Linked DNA regions of Homo sapiens: region 2 is linked to region 1. Evidence: chromatin loops called from intact Hi-C (ENCODE). Cell type or tissue: gastrocnemius medialis. All regions are shown on one strand.

The links. A loop is a pair of places that touch in the nucleus more often than their neighbours do. Peaks named below come from ENCODE experiments on the same cell type or tissue, not always from the same donor. Only the 100,000 strongest peaks of a DNase experiment are listed, where the experiment ranks them.
Region 2: it touches region 1 in a loop (5-fold over the local background); 5 of 110 quality-filtered maps call a loop at or near these places.

Annotation. Positions count from the first base shown.
Region 1 is chr6:15,510,909-15,513,408 of GRCh38, reverse strand. It overlaps JARID2 (jumonji and AT-rich interaction domain containing 2), which reads right to left. Exons shown (of 18, transcript NM_004973.4): 13 at 2,008-2,113; 14 at 1,019-1,201; 15 at 364-494; 16 at 1-170. Among named protein-coding and RNA genes, the nearest start is that of DTNBP1-AS1, 34 kb to the left of the region's middle. RefSeq lists an enhancer at 1-618. In gastrocnemius medialis, a CTCF peak has its summit at 1,054 (motif pointing right); DNase peaks (open chromatin) are centred at 1,050, 1,468 and 2,351; H3K27ac peaks cover 2,500 bases.
Region 2 is chr6:15,594,414-15,596,913 of GRCh38, reverse strand. All of the region lies in intron 6 of DTNBP1 (dystrobrevin binding protein 1), which reads left to right. Among named protein-coding and RNA genes, the nearest start is that of DTNBP1-AS1, 50 kb to the right of the region's middle. In gastrocnemius medialis, no CTCF peak of the experiment used is centred here; a DNase peak (open chromatin) is centred at 1,353; H3K27ac peaks cover 862 bases.

The DNA of each region.
Region 1 (2,500 bases):
ACAGGTGCTGGCAGATCTGACACCTCCTCTCTGACGTCTCCAACTGCAGCCACTTTCGAGGCTTTTTCTTCCCGTCCGCCACCGTGCTGCTGCCATCGTGGCTGCCATAGCGTGCGGAGGAGTGGAGGCCAGCCTCGAACAGCTGCCTGCGCTGCCGCAGCTCTGTATCCCTGCCAGACACGGGAGACGGCCCGCACCTTTAGTGACGGCCTGCCATGCTCACCAGCAGAGGGGACACACGCACCCCACACCGGCCTCCCTGCAGACACACCCTCCTGTCAGGAAGTGAGGCCTGCTCGGGGGGTGAGCCCCCGAAGGGCAGCCGGGTCCAGCTCTCTGGCGTGGGCTCTGGGGGTCTGTTACCTGAGCTCATCCAGGAGGGCTGAGATGGTACTGAGAGTGGGACCGTTTTCTTTTTTTGCTTCTGCTTGTGCAATCTGGTAGAGTAACTTCTCCATGGAGAATGGCTTAGCTATATGGCGACGCTTCATTTCCTGAAAGAGGAGTCACATCCCTTTAGGGTGGATTTTCATTACTAGGCAGCTGTCAAGGTTCTTCTTGGTGGAGGGGGCAGGCAGGCTGTCTGAATTTCTAAATCTTGAATTGCATTTAGATTAAAAACTCTTCAAAACTTTGCCTCCCTGTGAGAAAGGCACCACATACCAGGAAAAGTCATAGCACTTCGCCGCTACCCAGAGGCAGCTGCCACTCCCTCACGATGGGTGGAGGTTCTCTGTCCATTCTAAGCAATTACCTTGAGCATCTTCAACAGTTTTCCAATACTGGAGGGGTCTGTCAGTAACGGTCTGATCAAAACTCTTTGTGATACAAACAAATCCCTAACAACTTTTCATTCCTAGAAGACCTTTCAACCACGTCTTAAGAATTTCAAAGACATATTCCAAAAGGAACTATTGACAAATAGACACGCACACGCAGGGATGCTTCTGTGTGCGCTCACGCACGGCACTCACAGGGATGCGGGGGCAGCAAGCGGGAGGAGGCCGGCTCTGCTCACCTTGGCGGTCTCAAAGCCCATACTTGTCCACTGGGTGGTAGCAAAGTGCACGGTTTCAGACACGCTGTACCCACAGCACACTTTGGACACAAAGGATCCCGGGAAGCAGACGACAAACTGGCCACTCTGCTGCACGGTCCTGTGCACCTTGATCCCCTCTTTGCACAGCACCTCCGGGGAGATCTGGGGAGACAGGGCCAGGCTGAGGCACCCCTCCCTGTGCGCAGGGACACCTGCAGTCTTCAGGTGACGTATGCGCACCCTAAGAGGCCTGCTCTCAAGGAGATAAGATTGTTTTATGTGGAAAATAAAAAGACGTCATTCATAACACAAGAAGGAGCTTCTAAACTGCACTGGTCCAAGAGTGATGACAGGTTCATGCACAGCTGAGGACATGATGACCACACAGGCCCCTCTGTCCCCACGTGGCAATGCCAGGGCTGGAAACAGGACAAGGTTACACAACCAGGAGGCTGCCGGGCTCATCTCCAGAGCCAAGTAGGCCACAGGCCCACAGGCTGGGCTTACAAAGGAGTCCCCCGTCCATCTCTTCTCTAAGATGGACAGGCGGGACCGGCAGGGTCAGCAGAGGCCAGAGAAGCTGGTCAGAACTCAGCTCAAAGCAGCACTTCCCAGGAACTCACCAGCCCCATGACTTCCTGAAAACAGGTGAAGAAGCCTTTGTGCTCATTCCTCTCACATGCCCAGAAGGTAGGAGCGGCGGGCACAAGAAATCCCAGGGCCCACAGCAGCCCACAACACAAACAAGCCCCAAAACAGATGCAAAGGCCGTGCAAAACCCCAGCGCCCTGTGCAATCTGATGGAAGGTCAGTTTGGCTTTTGTGTCAGAGGACCTTTCCCTTTGCACCCTGGGGATTTGTTTTGCTGTGTCCTCATTGCCTTTGAAAGGCGGGTTCATGGGAAACCATGTTCAAGTGCCTAGGAGGTCCTACAGCTCCTGCTGGAGGCGGTGGCTGAGTGGACGCACCATGACGTTGCTTTCCAGCATCTGCAGCCCTGGGGTGCCATTGGCTTGCAGCAGGGTGTGGACCACATCTTCCAGCTTGTTCTCCTCCTCAGCAGGAATGCAATACCTGGGTCATTGAGAGACACAAGAGACAAGCAGAGACTTGACAAGGGCCTCCTGCATGTACTGGGCCACCCCCGTCACCCTCAGGGACCCGAGCACACGAGAGGCTCTGCTCCACGCCGGCAGGGATGGCGCACTGGCCTGGCTGGGTGCCTGGTCACTGCTGGCTCCCATTTCCCATGGCAGCAGTGCCACGTCCACCTAGCACACAGCCAAACCACAGTGCATCCGCGTTGCGAGATGCTCATCTTTTATGGAGATCTGACCCACCTGGTGAGCCAAAAAGCCTTCAAACCACAAACAGATGTTCACAAACCCCTAGAAATCAGAACCAGACACACTGCGGCCTCCACGAGCCTCTTCTGAGGCTCCAGCACTGCACCCTCCTTCT
Region 2 (2,500 bases), 84 kb before region 1:
TGGAGAATGAGGGAGATGGATGAGCCAAAACTTGAGGAGCCGGGTAATGCCATTAACTGAGATGACGTCGACTGGAGAAGAACAGGCTGTCTTGCAAATGTTTGAGTAGCCTACTCCACTTTTGCATAAAGCTATCAAATGGGCAGTTGCATATGAGTCTGGAGCTCAAAGAAGAGATCAAGACAGGAAATGTAATCAGGAAGTTAGTAGCATATGGATGGCATTTAAAGCTAGGGATGAAATTGGCTTATGAGCGAATGTAAGCTGAGGAGAGAAGAGGGCCCAGAACCAAGCCTGCAGCACTCCAGCATCTGGTGGTCTGGAAGGGATGGAGACAATAGCAAAAGAAACTGAGGAGGTGGGAGAACACTAGAGGGAACTGTTTCAAGAAACCACCAGTTGGGTCAAATGCTGCTTAAGGATTAGGATGAAAACAGAGAAGTGGTCTCTGGATTTGGCAACATGATGATTGTTGGTGGTGTTGATTGTGTAATGGGGGGTCCAGAAGCCAAATTGGAATGGGTTCAAGAGTGAATGCGAAGCGAGGGAGTAGGAATCTGTAGGAGTTAAATCCTCGAGTAGGCTGAAGGGGATGGGAATCCTGTCTGCAGCTTTCAGTCTTCCTGTTTCAGCAATTTCCAAACCGAACTCATGCATTGCCCTCCAAAATCTTTTCCTTCTTATGATCCAGACTAGAACTGCCCCGGTTAGCATGCTTGTCTCCTTCCTCTCCTTACCCCATTGAGTCAGATGCCTTGGGCTGTTGAGTCTTCTTTATGATACTTTTCAAATTGGAATCCTTCATTTCATTGTCATTACCACTTAACATTGCTCTTGCCAAGTATTAATTAGCTCTTCCCCACGTGCCCCCAACGTGAGTTTCCTGTGTACTCACTGCTTTTATTCTCTCCCTTGCCAGTATATCCATCCATCACAGCTAGAACGTTCTTCCTAAAATACAGCTTTGCTCATGTTATTCTCCTGCTAAAAATAAAACAAAATATTTTAGCCTGGCACTGAGAACTCTCTACCTTTTTATCTGAATTACTTTCTCTTCATTCAGCCTGCTGTTCTGAAGTATTTGCTCCAGGACAAGTACTTGCTGAAGTATTGCTGTTCTGAAGTCTGTTTCCTAAATATAACCTGCGTCGTCTTTGGCCTCTGTGACCTCACAGTCACTGCTGCCTGTGACTGACATGCCTTTCCCTGCCTTCTCTTACATTTTCTATATTTCCAAATGCTGAGTACCTCTAACAGATGGTGGAGTACACCCTAACAATTGTGAAATTTCAAGGCTTTCAGTGCTGCTGCTTTACCTCATCAGTTCCTTAAAAGTTCCATAATACTGGTTGGGCACGATGACTCATGCCTGTAATCCCAGGACTTTGGGAGGCCGAGGCAGGTGGATCAACTGAGGTCAGGAGTTTGAGGCCAGTCTGGCCAACATGGTGAAACCCCATCTCTACTAAAAATACAAAAATTAGCCAGGCATGTGGTGGTGGGTGGCTGTAATCCCAGCTACTCGGGAGGCTGAGGCAGGAGAATTGCTTGAACCCGGGAGGCAGAGGTTGCAGTGAGCCAAGATCACACCGCTGCACTCCAGCCTGGGTGACAGAGCAAGACTCTGTCTCAAAAAAAAAAAAAAAAAAAAAAAAAAAAAAAAGTTGCATAATACTGATTTTTTTCTTTAAACCAATTATTTGTACCACCACTACTTCAAGCAGTCATCTGTTTTAGGAATTGGGTACAGGAATGATTTTCTGAAGGGAAGTTTCCTGGAAATTTCGCTGACAGTTGTGGAGTTGTGGGTCATGACGCTGTGTGACAGAGGATGCCCAGAAGATGCTGGGCTTGTCCTCTTCACAGCAGCAGACAGACGGTTGCAGGGTGAGCAGGATGAGTCCACAGGAAAACCGCCCTCCTCAATTGCACACTCACTCATTAATGTATTTAATAGTAGTTGCTGGATTCCTTGTTTTTATGGTTGTTAGTATTTGGGGGTAGGAGAATAACAGTGTCTGTGAAATCATTATTCTGAGTTTCAGCTTTTTAAAACAAGAGAGCCCTTTAGAAATTCTGCTCACAGTCACACATTCTAAAAGAAGAAAATTAGAAGCTCTCTAAACATTGTAATCATAGAAAAAAAAAAAGAATTACTCATTAGAATATTGAACTGAGTGTTCTGTCAACTTTCCCCACGTCGGGGAATTGCTAATGTGAGGATGTCACTAAGAAGTAGATTGAAGATATCTTTTTGAGATTCTCTTGTGATACATATTGCCTTCCTGTTGTATTCTGGTTTTTATTATCGGGGTATAAAGCAGGTTTTAGGCATATTTAGCTTGTACCTAGCTAAGCTTTTAAGAATGAAGTTGATTATTGACTGAAGGGAAACAATTACACAGGTTTTGTTTTTGTTTTTTTGTTTTGTTTCGTTTTTTTTTTTTTTGAGACAGAGTCTCGCTCTGTCACCCAGGCTGGAGTGCAGTGGTACGATCTT